2 separate regions of the Homo sapiens genome follow, and region 1 is linked to region 2. The links are chromatin contacts, found by Hi-C or POLR2A ChIA-PET in ENCODE. All regions are on one chromosome and are shown on one strand. The core of a region is the stretch at or near the end of the contact, and the rest is flanking DNA. Distances in the headings are between cores, read along the strand shown. Region 1 holds the start of ATP5MC2 (ATP synthase membrane subunit c locus 2). Region 2 holds the start of AMHR2 (anti-Mullerian hormone receptor type 2).

Region 1 (5,394 bases), core at 1,447-3,946, 250 kb after region 2:
ATTTGTTGAAGGCCAAGACACTGGAAGGTCTCCAACAATCTCTTTGCTGATCCCTGGAAGTATCTGATTCCTGAAAATACTTCAATTTCCTGTATTAATAAGATGAGGAAGATCAAGGAGGAACTCTGTTATTAGTCTATCCAAAAGGTATTAGTGGCTGGGCGCAGTGGCTCACGCCTGTAATCCTAGCACTTTAGGAGGCTGAGGCGGGTAGATCACGAGGTCAGGAGTTCGAGACCAGGCTGACCAACATGGAGAAACCCCGTCTCTACTGAAAATACAAAATTAGTCGGGCATGGTGGTGCATGCCTGTAATCCCAGCTACTCAGGAGGCTGAGGCAGGAGAATTGCTTGAATCCAGGAGGCAGAGGCTACGGTGAGCCAAGATTGCGCCATTGTACTCCAGCCTGGGCAACAAGAGGGAAACTGTCTCAAAAAAAAAAAAAAAAGTATTAAATTGTGTCTCCCCAAGATCTAAAGAAGATCTGACACCCTATAGGTATCTAAGTTGGTAGAAGTGAACTTACCTCAAACAGAAGGTGAGTTAAAAACCTAAAGGCAGGGTTTCTCCAAGTGAAGTGAGAAGCCCATCTGAACTAGAATTATCTGGGTGGTGTACGTATTAAAAAATGCATATTCTTGGGCGCAACTTGGACCTTCCTGGTCAAGATCTCTGGGGGAGCTAGGTTCAGTGGCTCATTCCTGTAATCCCAACACTGAGAAGCTGGGGCGGAAAGATAACTTGAAGCCAGGAGTTTGAGACCAGCCTGGGCAAACATCAAGACCTCATCTCTACAAAACATAAAATTAGCCAGGTGAGGTGGAAGTGCACCTGTAGTCCCAGCTACTCCAGAAGCTGAGGCAGGAGGACTGCTTGAACCCAGGAGCTGGAGGCTTCAGTGAGCTATGATCACGCCAGTTGTCCAGTATGGGCAACAACGTGAAACCCTGTCTATAAACAAACAAAAAAGATCTCTGGGAATAAGGCTCAAGTGCCCTGTATTTCAAACAAGTTTCCCAGATGATTATTAGGTATACTTAACGCAAGAGCGTGACCCTAAACCCAGTCTTGAAACTGTGGTAGTGGTAGAGGATAGACTTGAACTTGGATCTTTTAAGTTACATGCTTTCTAATATGTCACAGGCTGAAATACTCAGTGAATGCTTAGGGCTATTAAATACCACTTCATTAAATGAACTGAACTCAGATTGTCCCAGGTTAAAACACTTCTGAATCCAACATCTTAATTGCTCTTAATTTATTTTTTGCCCAGGCTATTGTGGAACTCCTGGCATCAAAAGATCTTCCCACCTTGGCCTCCCAGTGTTGGGATTACAGGTGTGAGCCACCACACCCAGCCTTAATTACTTTTAAGTTAATGGATGTCTTCAACTCTTGTCCTATCTAGAACTCTGATTTTTGCCTATATGTAACTCTAACCCAATTTTGCTGCCGTACTATTCAGGTTTTCTTGGGTCAAAATCCAATAGTTCTTTAAGGCTTTTAGAAAAAGAAGGGGTGGTTCTTTTCTAAGGGAATTATACCTTATTATCTTCTTTGTAAAATGCAGCTCTTAGGGGGATTAAGTATGTTCATTTACAAATTAACATACATAAAGAGTTTAATGTGGTGCTGGCATATAATAAACCCACAACAAGGGGTGGCAATTAAGTGATCCCACCATTGGCTATCTAACCATGGCAACTCTGCAATTGTTAGCCTACAACTTGGGCAAAGGCACTATCCAGAATCAGGACTCCAAAATCATCACGGGCTTTTTCCTCAGTGTAGATGAGTCACAGGGGTAGTAACTTAACTATTCCTTTCCTTAAACCTTCTTTTCCTTGTAACAGCAGAATCTGGGGAGGTTAATTAATCCTTCACAGGAAAGCTGGCAGGCAGGGTCTCATGCTGGCCCCACTAGCTTGGCCTTACCCCACCTTTCTGGGCCTGCTGCCTCAACAGAAACCCTCATCTCTAGCCCACCATTTGTGACTTTTACAACTTCACCAGCGTGCCGGGATGCGAGAAAGGTACTGGTAAATAACTAGTGATTCCAAAGCAACCAGCCTCTCTCTTCTGCCTTAGCTATCCCAAGCCACAACCTAACGGGAGGCGATGTTTTGGCTTTTTTTCCCACTTCTACCATGTTCAAGGTTTACTTTTTAAATTGAGGGGTGCTGACTAGAGGGATTGGTGACTTTAGACGATCCACTATCTCCATTGCTCGGAGCACCTGAGGTTCTGGGGCCTAAAGTCTGGAGATTTCAGAATAAAGAAGGCACAAGTCAGGATGAGAAGAGAAAGCAGAGATAGGAGGGGAGAGCCTGGGGGTTGTCACAATCTGAAAGGGCCAGAGGGCGAGAAAAGAGTGTTTGCAGGGACTGGGTGGAACAGGTGAAAAGCAGCACTCCAGGATCTAACTTTGGCCAGCTCCAAGGTATCCTCCCCCTGCGAGACATCCAAGATGGCGCCAGGCCCGCGCGGTTGGAGGTCACCGGCACGCGGAAGAGCCAACTCTAAGGCTAAGGGATAGCGGAAGCAAGAAAGGGCGAGAGGACCAGGGTGGGAGCACGCAAGGTAAGCGCCTCAAAGCATCCGCGCAAGGTGAGGTGTCCCGCGCGCGTGCGCAGCGCACAGAGGGCTCTAGGTCCCAAGGCCTTACCTGCTCCCACTGCAGAGAAGACAGAGAGGGGCGGAGCAGCGGGAAGAGCGAAAGGAAGGCTCAGCGCATGCGTGACCCGGGCCAACGAGTCGCTCAGCCACGGATAGAGTGATTGCAACATACAGGATCAGCTCAGGCATCACAGCGCCGCCTGCCAGGGCTGTGGCGGTATCCGGCCGGTTGCTCCACCTGGCGTTCGAGAGGAGAAACTACAGGGAGCGCCGACTGCAGAAATGAGGCCAACTCCGCGGAGTAAGCCGATCCGTAACGTGGACTGCGGTTTGGTCTGTACCGCGTTTGGGATCTCGGACTTGCGTCCCCTTTCCGAGCATGCGCAGTCGTCACACTGCCAAAACAAAACTCCTACTCAGAATTCAGTGTTAACATACGGTCGGGATTGGGGTTCAGTGCCTAAAATGCAGCAGGAGGAAGATCTTGGGAGTCCTGCTTTCTGTCGCGCCGGGACTCTGGCATCACTGGATGGCAAACCGGCTCCATGGGCGAATAGTCAGCAAAATGCCGCAGCTGCTTCTGGTGGCTTCGCCCTTTCCCCCACTCCCCGTTTCCTCCTTTCCATTCCGGTGATAAACCATGAGAGAAGCAGCATCAGCGAGCCAGAAGATAGGGTTAAATATGATCCGAATCCCTCTTTCCTGGCTCCTGGGACAGTCTAGGAATAACGGGCACCTGCGACCCGCTGTAAGGTTGCGAGGTCACTCCAGGCTTGCCCGAGCCTCTGCTCAGGTTTCAACTACGCGAGTTGGGATAAGCAGCGCCCTCCCCTCCCGCCCCCATGCTCTCCTGAACGTGGGTTTTCTCTCCCCTTTCGCTCGCCCTTCCCCTGATGGAAGGAGGTGGGGGAGGCTTCCTGGCCCTCATCTTTCCTAGGCCTCCTTGTCTCCCAGACAGGACCTGCCCTGCCCTTTGGAACAGGGCGACAAGGCCTATCCAGTTCCAAACCCCTGCCGTCCCTGCATCGTGCTTGAACGCAGCACGAGAAAGACGGGAAAAGCTCACCAAACCCCATAAAAAATAAAAAATAAAAAGAAAGCCGCGGCTGTAAATAAAGGCAAATCCGCCACTCTCTGAGGGGCCGTTTGTCCTCCCCTCCTTGGCCCCGTCCTTCCCGCCGCCCCCTCCCGGCTCCCGGGCCCCGCGGCGCCCCGGCCCCGAGCTCCTCCATTTAATCGGATTTGGGAGAAGGGGAGGATAAATCACGGCAGCAGCTTTACGGTCCCGGAGGAGAGGCGAGCCGCAGACAGGCACACCCCGGCCGGCGATAAAAACCGCCGCTGAAAGCCCACGGAGCAATTTCCCGGGACCCCGAGCGACGCCATTACAGGAATGTAATTTTGCCCGGATGAGGCCCCGAGTTTAATTATCCTCGCGGAGGAATTTCAATGCGGCCAATCCATCTTGCAGGCGGGCGGCAGAGGGATTTATATGGGCCCGTTATTTCACACCGATCCTCCATCTGCATTTTTATGGCCCTGAGCTCCTGAAAGGGAGGGGAAGGAGTGGGGAGAAATAGGAGAAGCGGGCGAGAAGAGGAGGGTGGTAGACTGCCTGTCTTTCCTAAATTCGCATTTCCAGCTCCATCAGGATTCTCACAGGTTCCTCTGAAATCCCCAAATCTCCAGTTTTAGTTGTTGATTGCGCCCCGAGCGGGCAGGTACGTGGGAAATGGAACTGGGATCTTTGGGAATCAATCAACAGGTATTTATCAAGTACCAAGTGGTGCCAGGCACTGTGGAGATGCTGTTAGGAGAAAGACAGGCTAGCAAAGACACAAGTTTATCCCCTGAGGTCTCCAGACATCTCCATTCCCACCAAAACGGAATTCTTTTAAGCTGTCAGCTTCACATCCTCAGTGGCAGAGAAAGTCCACAGTTCTTAGGAGCCACCACCCCCAAACGGCTGTTGCAGCTGTTGCGACAATTTAGACACTCAGATATGGCTAACAATCCCAGAGGAGGATCAGAGAAGGGGCCTGGGAGGAAGCTAAAGCTGGCTCTTTCCAAAAGTTGTTACAGCCTGCGATGTTTAACACTCCCTTGCCCTCATAGAATAATGGGTTCTGCGTTCAGACAAATCTGGGTTCCCAAATTGCTGTGTGATCTTGAGCTAGCTGTTTAACCCCCTCTAAATCTATTTCCTCCTATGTAAATTGAGAAGAATAATAGTACTTATCACACAGCCAATATTGGGATAATACATATGAAGCTTTTAGCAAGGTACTTGGTACCCAGTAAGAGTTCAGTAATTGCTAGCATTAAAATCATCATCGTCACCACCACCACCACCACCACCACCATCACCACCATCATCACCATCATCATCACTGCTTCTATAGTTAAGGGCATTGCAACTCAATTCTGCACTGCTACCTATATGGACTGTTTATTGCAAGGTCCTTGAGATAGTATCTCCTGAAAGAGACTCAACTACACTTTAAAAACGTTTTCACCTGCATAAGTCATACAAAACAAGTTATTTTACTTGCTGGTGAGTGGAGATCTGAGGGGAGGCTGAGAATCCTGGGACTATTACTACGAGGCTTGAAGCAAGAAATCAAATCCGCAAGGGAGCAGTGAGGCTCCAAAAAGGAGGTTTGTAAGGGGAGGGGTGAATTTGAAGACAGCAAAAGATCCAAGAGAAGCTTAGCTGAGGGTCGGAGGATCTTCTTAACTATAGGCTTGGGGAAGGGTCCTTCTTTCACTTCACAAAG
Region 2 (6,010 bases), core at 3,511-6,010:
AATTCAACACAGTAGAAGGAGAAATAATTCTTTGTGTTTCACATCTCCCTTAATAATATCACCCACTGCTCCTTGATCACTCATACTTGAAACCTCAGAATCATCTTTTAGTTCTCCCTTTCACCTACTAACACTAATTTGATTGCCAATCCTGTCAACATTACCTATACAATATATATCAAATTTTTCCTCTTTTTTTTTTTTGAGATGGAGTCTCGCTCTGTCGCCAGGCTGGAGTGCAGTGGCGTGATCTCGGCTCACTGCAACCTCCGCCTCCCAGGTTCAAGCAATTCTCCTGCGTCAGCCTCCTGAGTGGCTGGGATTACAGGCGCGCGCCACCACGCCCAGTTAATTTTTGTATTTTTAGTAGAGACGGGTTTTCACCATGTTGGCCAGGGTGGTCTCCATCTCTTGACCTCGTGATCTGCCCGCCTCGGCCTCCCAAAGTGCTGGGATTACAGGCGTGAGCCACCACGCCCGGCCTCCTCTTTTATTTTCATTTCCACTGTCTCAGTACTCACTTTGTTTACTGCTTAGGTCTTGCAACTGATCTCTCCAAACCCCAGTAGTCATCCATCTTCCAATTGCCACCAGGCCCCTGCCTAAAATTCTTTGCTTTTAGGGAAAGCCTAAGCTCCTTGATACAGAATTGAAAACCTGTCCAATCTGGTCCGTCTCTCTCTAAGGTGATTTTCTGTCTCATATCTCATACTGCTTCCTCCTCACTCCTTCCACCTTTAACACACAAGCCTTTGTGTTTATATCTCCATGCCTTTACTCTTGCCATTCCCTTTGCTTAGAAGGACTGTTCTCCTCTTACCATTGTGTTTACCTTTGGGACTATTTAAATATCCCCTTCTCTGTGAAACTCTCTGGGCACCTTTCTTCTATGCCCTAGGCAGAATTAGCTTACTTGATCTATTTGTATAGCTCCTTCCTCATGCCCCTAGTAGGAAACACAGTTTTCCGGTTGCTTGTCAATATCCACCTGCATTTCTACACTATGAGTTCCCAGAGGGCAGTAATCACACCTCTATCTTTGTAGGCCCAGCACCTAATGAAATACATTTTTTTTGGCCCCGCGCAGTGGCTCACGCCTGTAATCCCAGCACTTTGGAAGGCCTAGGCGGTGGATCACCTGAGATCAGGAGTTTGAAACCAGCCTGGCCAACATAGTGAAACCCCATCTCTACTAAAAATACAAAAAATTAGCCAGGCATGGTGACAGGCATCTGTAATCCTAGCTACTTGGGAGGCCGAGGCAGGAGAATTGCTTGAACCCAGGAGGCGGAGGTTGCAGTGAGCGGAGATTGCACCACTTTACTCCAGCCTGAATGACAGAGTGAGACTCCGTCTCAAAAAAAAAGGAAATTTTTTTTTAAAAATAATATAGGTGGGGGTCTCGCTATGTTACCCAGGGGGACTCCTGGCCTCCCAAAGTACTGGGATTACAGACATGAACCACAGCGCCCAGCCTCTATCACCATCTTAACTCTAAAACCTAACAGCCCAGAGCAGGTATAGTTCCCATAAACCTGACTGGAATGTTTCTATCTTGGAAAGAATTAGTTATCCGAAGCTTTGGGTGAGGAGACTGCCTTTCTGCCTGATCCTTACGCTGCTCCCACTCTGGAGGAGATAGTCTCCTGAGACATTCCAGACAAAAGAAGCTATTTCACCTTCAAATCTCCCCTCACACCCCACCACACACACCACCCCAGACTTATCTGATCTGGGGCTAGTGAAGGAAAGTAGCTGGAAGCACAACATTCCATCTCACTGGCAAGGCCCTGCAGACTCCTGGAAGGGTCCAAAGAAGGATGGGCGGCTATCTCGAGCCCTGGTCATTCCTCCCGCTGCTGTTTCACAACTACTGGAACTTTTACTATCTCTTCCTTTCATGCAGGTTTCCCAGAAGAAAGACCCCAGAATCAAAAAGTCAGTACTCAAGCTGGGCGCAGTGGCTCCCGTCTGCAATCCCGGCACTTTGGGAGGCCGAGGGGGGCGGATTACCTGAGGTCAGGAGTTTGAGACCAGCCTGGCCAACATGGCGAAACCCCGTCTCTACTAAAAATACAAAAATTAGCCGGGCGTGGTGGTATGCGCCTGTAGTCCCAGCTACTCAGGAAGCTGAGGCCGGAGAATCGCTTGAACCCGGTAGGCAGAGGTTGCAGTGAGCCGAGATCGCACCACTGCACTCCAGCCTGGGTGACAGAGCGAGACTCCGTCTCAAAAAAAAAAAAAAAAAAAAATGTCGGTACTCAGACTGTCCTCCCTGGTCTAAGCCAGATCATTCCAAGAAAGGGTTTCCAGGAAGCCACTAGGGGGACAGAAAGCTAGGGAAACAGAGAACAAGTCCCCTCTGACTCTTAATTCTCAAGGAGCCAGTGGCTCACAGGTGTGGAAGTGATTACCTATTTCTGTTGTTTCTTACTCTGGGAAAGAGTCTGGTGGAGTTGGACTCCTCTGTCTCTACTGCAGAACAAGCCATAGCCCTCTCCTCCCAACTCCATGCTGAAACTCTCCACATCCTGTGCCCGCCCTTCACATTTTATAGTCCCTGAAGCTTAGTAAATGTAGGAGGTATACTATATGTATTAGTCATCAGAGGAGGTACTTTCTGCCCTCTCACCGCAGCAGGGAATTTCTCCTCTGCTGACCTCTGGTGGTGATAGTTTGAACTGTACCCTCCCTTTTTAGTTAGTGGCCTGTTGGCAGGTAATGATGCATATTTTCTCAACAATTTAAATTCAAATGTCCAAGTATAGTATTAAGTGGTAATTTTTTTTCATTGTTGAATTTTGTACGTCTTTCAGGCAGTATAGTGTAATACAAAGAATAGAGCCGGCCGGGTGCGGTGGCTCACGCCTGCAATCCCAGCACTTTGGGCGGCCGAGGCGGAGGGATCACGAGGTTAAGAGATCGACCCCTTCGGCCGGGCGCAGTGGCTCACGCCTGTAATCTCAGCACTTTGAGAGGCCGAGGCGGGCGGATCACGAGGTCAGGAGATCAAGACCATCCTGGCTAACACGGTGAAAACCCGTCTCTACTAAAAATACAAAAAATTAGCCGGGCGTGGTGGCGGCCGCCTGTAGTCCCAGCTGCTCGGGAGGCTGAGGCAGGAGAATGGCGTTAACCCGGGAGGCAGAGCTTGCAGTGAGCCGAGATCGCGCTACTGCACTCCAGCCTGGGCGACAGAGCAAGACTCCATCTCAAAAAAAAAAAAAAAAAAAAAAAGATCGACCCCATCCTGGCCAACATGGTGAAACTCCGTCTCTACTAAAAGTACAAAAATAATAATAAAAATAAGACTAGAACCTGGACTTTGGAGTCAGACCTGCCTAAGTTCAAATTCCAGCTCTGCTATTTCCTAGCTGAATGACTTTGGGCGACTTACGTAAGTTCAGTTTTCTTACCTATAAAATGGAAATAATAAAAATAATAGGCCAGGCACAGTGGCTCACACTTGTAATCCCAGCACTTTGGGAGGCCAAGGCGGGCAGATCACGAGGTCACGAGATCGAGACTATCCTGGCCAACATGGTGAAACCCTGTCTCTACTAAAAATACAAAAATTAGCTGGACATGGTGGTGCGTGCCTGTAATCCCAGCTACTCGGGAGGCTGAGGCAGGAGAATCGCTTGAACCAGGGAGTCAGAGGTTGCAGTGAGCCAAGATGGCACCACTGCACTCTAGCCTGGTGACAGAGCGACACTCGGTCTCAAAAAATAAATAAATAAAATAATAATAATAAATATTTCAGGGGAGAATTAGATGAGATGATTGTAAAATGCATAGCCCTAGCTGTGCCCCAGCACATAGTAGGTGCTTGATAAGAAATTTGTTACCTCCTTAATAATGGGTATTTGTTCAGCCTGTGAACCAATGTGTTTTTTTTTTTTAAGTAAAATCCACGGCTAGGCATGGTGGCTCACGCCTATAATCCCAGCACTTTGGGAGGCCGAGGCGGGCAAATCACCTGAGGTAAGGAGTTCGAGACTAGCCTGGCTGACATGGTGAAACCCCGTCTCTACTAAAAATACAAAAATTAGCCAGGTGTGGTGGCAGGCGCCTGTAATCCCAGCTACTCAGGAGGCTGAGGCAGGAGAATAGCTTGAACCCAGGAGGCGGAGGTTGCAGTGAGCTGCGATCGTGCCACTGCACTCCAGCCTGGGGGAGAAGAGCGAGACTCCGTCTCAAAAAAAAAAAAAAAAAAATCCACATAGCAAAATTTACCATTGTTACTGTTTTCAATGTGTTTTTTAAAAATTCAGGTAAGTTTTGTATACTTTCTGATTCTTAAGTTGGAAAACAAGGTAACCTCTAATATGGGCTGTGAGGCCTTCCTCTGCCCAAGCAGTTGCAGATATGAACCCTGAATATAAAGAGATCTTAGGCTAGAAAGGATCTTGGGCAGAGCTGAATGGCTCTAAGCATTTGACCTCACATTGGTTTCCTCCTGAGAAGAGTCAACAGAGTCCAGCATCTTCTTCCAAGGTCAGGGAAGGGCAAAGATTTGAAATTAGGCATCACTGGGTTCTCAGCTGGGCCTCCAAGTTCCCCTCCTCTCACTATGCAGAGCAAAGAGGAGGTTGCAGAAGAGAAGAGGATATGAGATTGGTTCTCTGCTCCTCCCTTTCTTTCCCTGCTTTCCCCACACCCACCCTCTCCCCCACAGCAGCCTTCTCCCCCACAGAGGCTGGGATAGGATGAGGGGGGCGGAGTTGGGGACTGAGGGATCAGAAGCCCCAGGATGCCCTGTATCTGAAGAAAGATTTGGCCAGGGGCAGCTGTGCTGGCTTATGCTCTTCTCCTTCTGCTGCTGCCATCCTCCAGCAAGATGCTAGGGTCTTTGGGGCTTTGGGCATTACTTCCCACAGCTGTGGAAGGTAAGTGTCTACAGGGAGGGGAAGGGTCTCTCCATCCATCCAGCAAGGGAAAGGGGCGCTTGAAGCAAGAGCCACCCCTTTGGAAGAGTGGTGAGTGGGCTGGGTGAGTAAGGGTGAAGGATAGAGCCATGTGTCCCCATGGCAGGGCTCAGGTTCCAGGCCTCTGCTGACCCTGCTTCCTCCTGTGGCTTTACCATACTGACGCTGGGATGTGGAACATGTTTTGTCTATTCTTTTGGCCAGTTTTTTGCCTCTGCATTCACTCCCACCTTGAATCTTTTCCTTTCCCCACCCTGGGCCTCAGCACCCCCAAACAGGCGAACCTGTGTGTTCTTTGAGGCCCCTGGAGTGCGGGGAAGCACAAAGACACTGGGAGAGCTGCTAGATACAGGCACAGAGCTCCCCAGAGCTATCCGCTGCCTCTACAGCCGCTGCTGCTTTGGGATCTGGAACCTGACCCAAGACCGGGCACAGGTGGAAATGCAAGGTGAATGGCAAAGTATATGGCAGGTGATGGCTAGGGTGGGAGACAGACACATCCTGGGGTGTGGGTGGCAACCAAGGGGGAAGGGGAGAAATAGAACATCTGGTGGGAAAGAAAAGCCCATGAGAGCTGGAAGGGACGCCTCTGATAGAGAAGGGATTTACCCTCTGTTTCCACACCCCATTGTGCTTTCTTCCTTGCCCCCCCTTTCTCTCCTCTTCCCCTAATCCCATCCCATCAGGATGCCGAGACAGTGATGAGCCAGGCTGTGAGTCCCTCCACTGTGACCCAAGTCCCCGAGCCCACCCCAGCCCTGGCTCCACTCTCTTCACCTGCTCCTGTGGCACTGACTTCTGCAATGCCAATTACAGCCATCTGCCTCCTCCAGGGAGCCCTGGGACTCCTGGCTCCCAGGGTCCCCAGGCTGCCCCAGGTAGCCACCCAAGGGTACTGAAGCCTGATGGGGGCTGGGGCCCAGGTTAGGATGAGAGGTGGAACCAGGGCCAGTTCTCACCCTACTCCCGCCCCACGCTTTCCTCCTCCTGGCCTTGGGAAGTTGGTTGCCCTGGTGACTGGGAGATAAGGGGTCTTGTGACCAGGGTGGGGGTGGGTTGAGACGCAAGCTCTCAGGAGGGGA

Evidence for each region. Hi-C counts contacts between places; a loop is a spot of excess contacts on that map. ChIA-PET counts read pairs that join two places held with the same protein, here RNA polymerase II (POLR2A). Pooled maps may share reads with other maps.
Region 1: a loop to region 2 is called in a pooled map, with 4 times the contacts of the local background. The contact joins the promoter of ATP5MC2 here to the promoter of AMHR2 in region 2. A Hi-C loop is called at or near these places in 6 of 50 pooled maps. POLR2A ChIA-PET finds 5 or more read pairs at or near these places in 4 of 52 experiments (WTC11, activated CD8-positive, alpha-beta memory T cell, activated naive CD8-positive, alpha-beta T cell and 1 more).

The regions. Positions count from the first base shown.
Region 1 is chr12:53,673,387-53,678,780 of GRCh38, forward strand. ATP5MC2 (ATP synthase membrane subunit c locus 2) reads right to left here and starts at 2,697. Exons shown (of 5, transcript NM_005176.7): 1 at 2,667-2,697. RefSeq lists enhancers at 2,399-2,848, 2,959-3,188.
Region 2 is chr12:53,419,095-53,425,104 of GRCh38, forward strand. AMHR2 (anti-Mullerian hormone receptor type 2) reads left to right here and starts at 4,761. Exons shown (of 11, transcript NM_020547.3): 1 at 4,761-4,889; 2 at 5,194-5,376; 3 at 5,615-5,806. The coding sequence starts at 4,841. RefSeq lists an enhancer at 2,079-2,645 and a cis regulatory region at 2,330-2,848.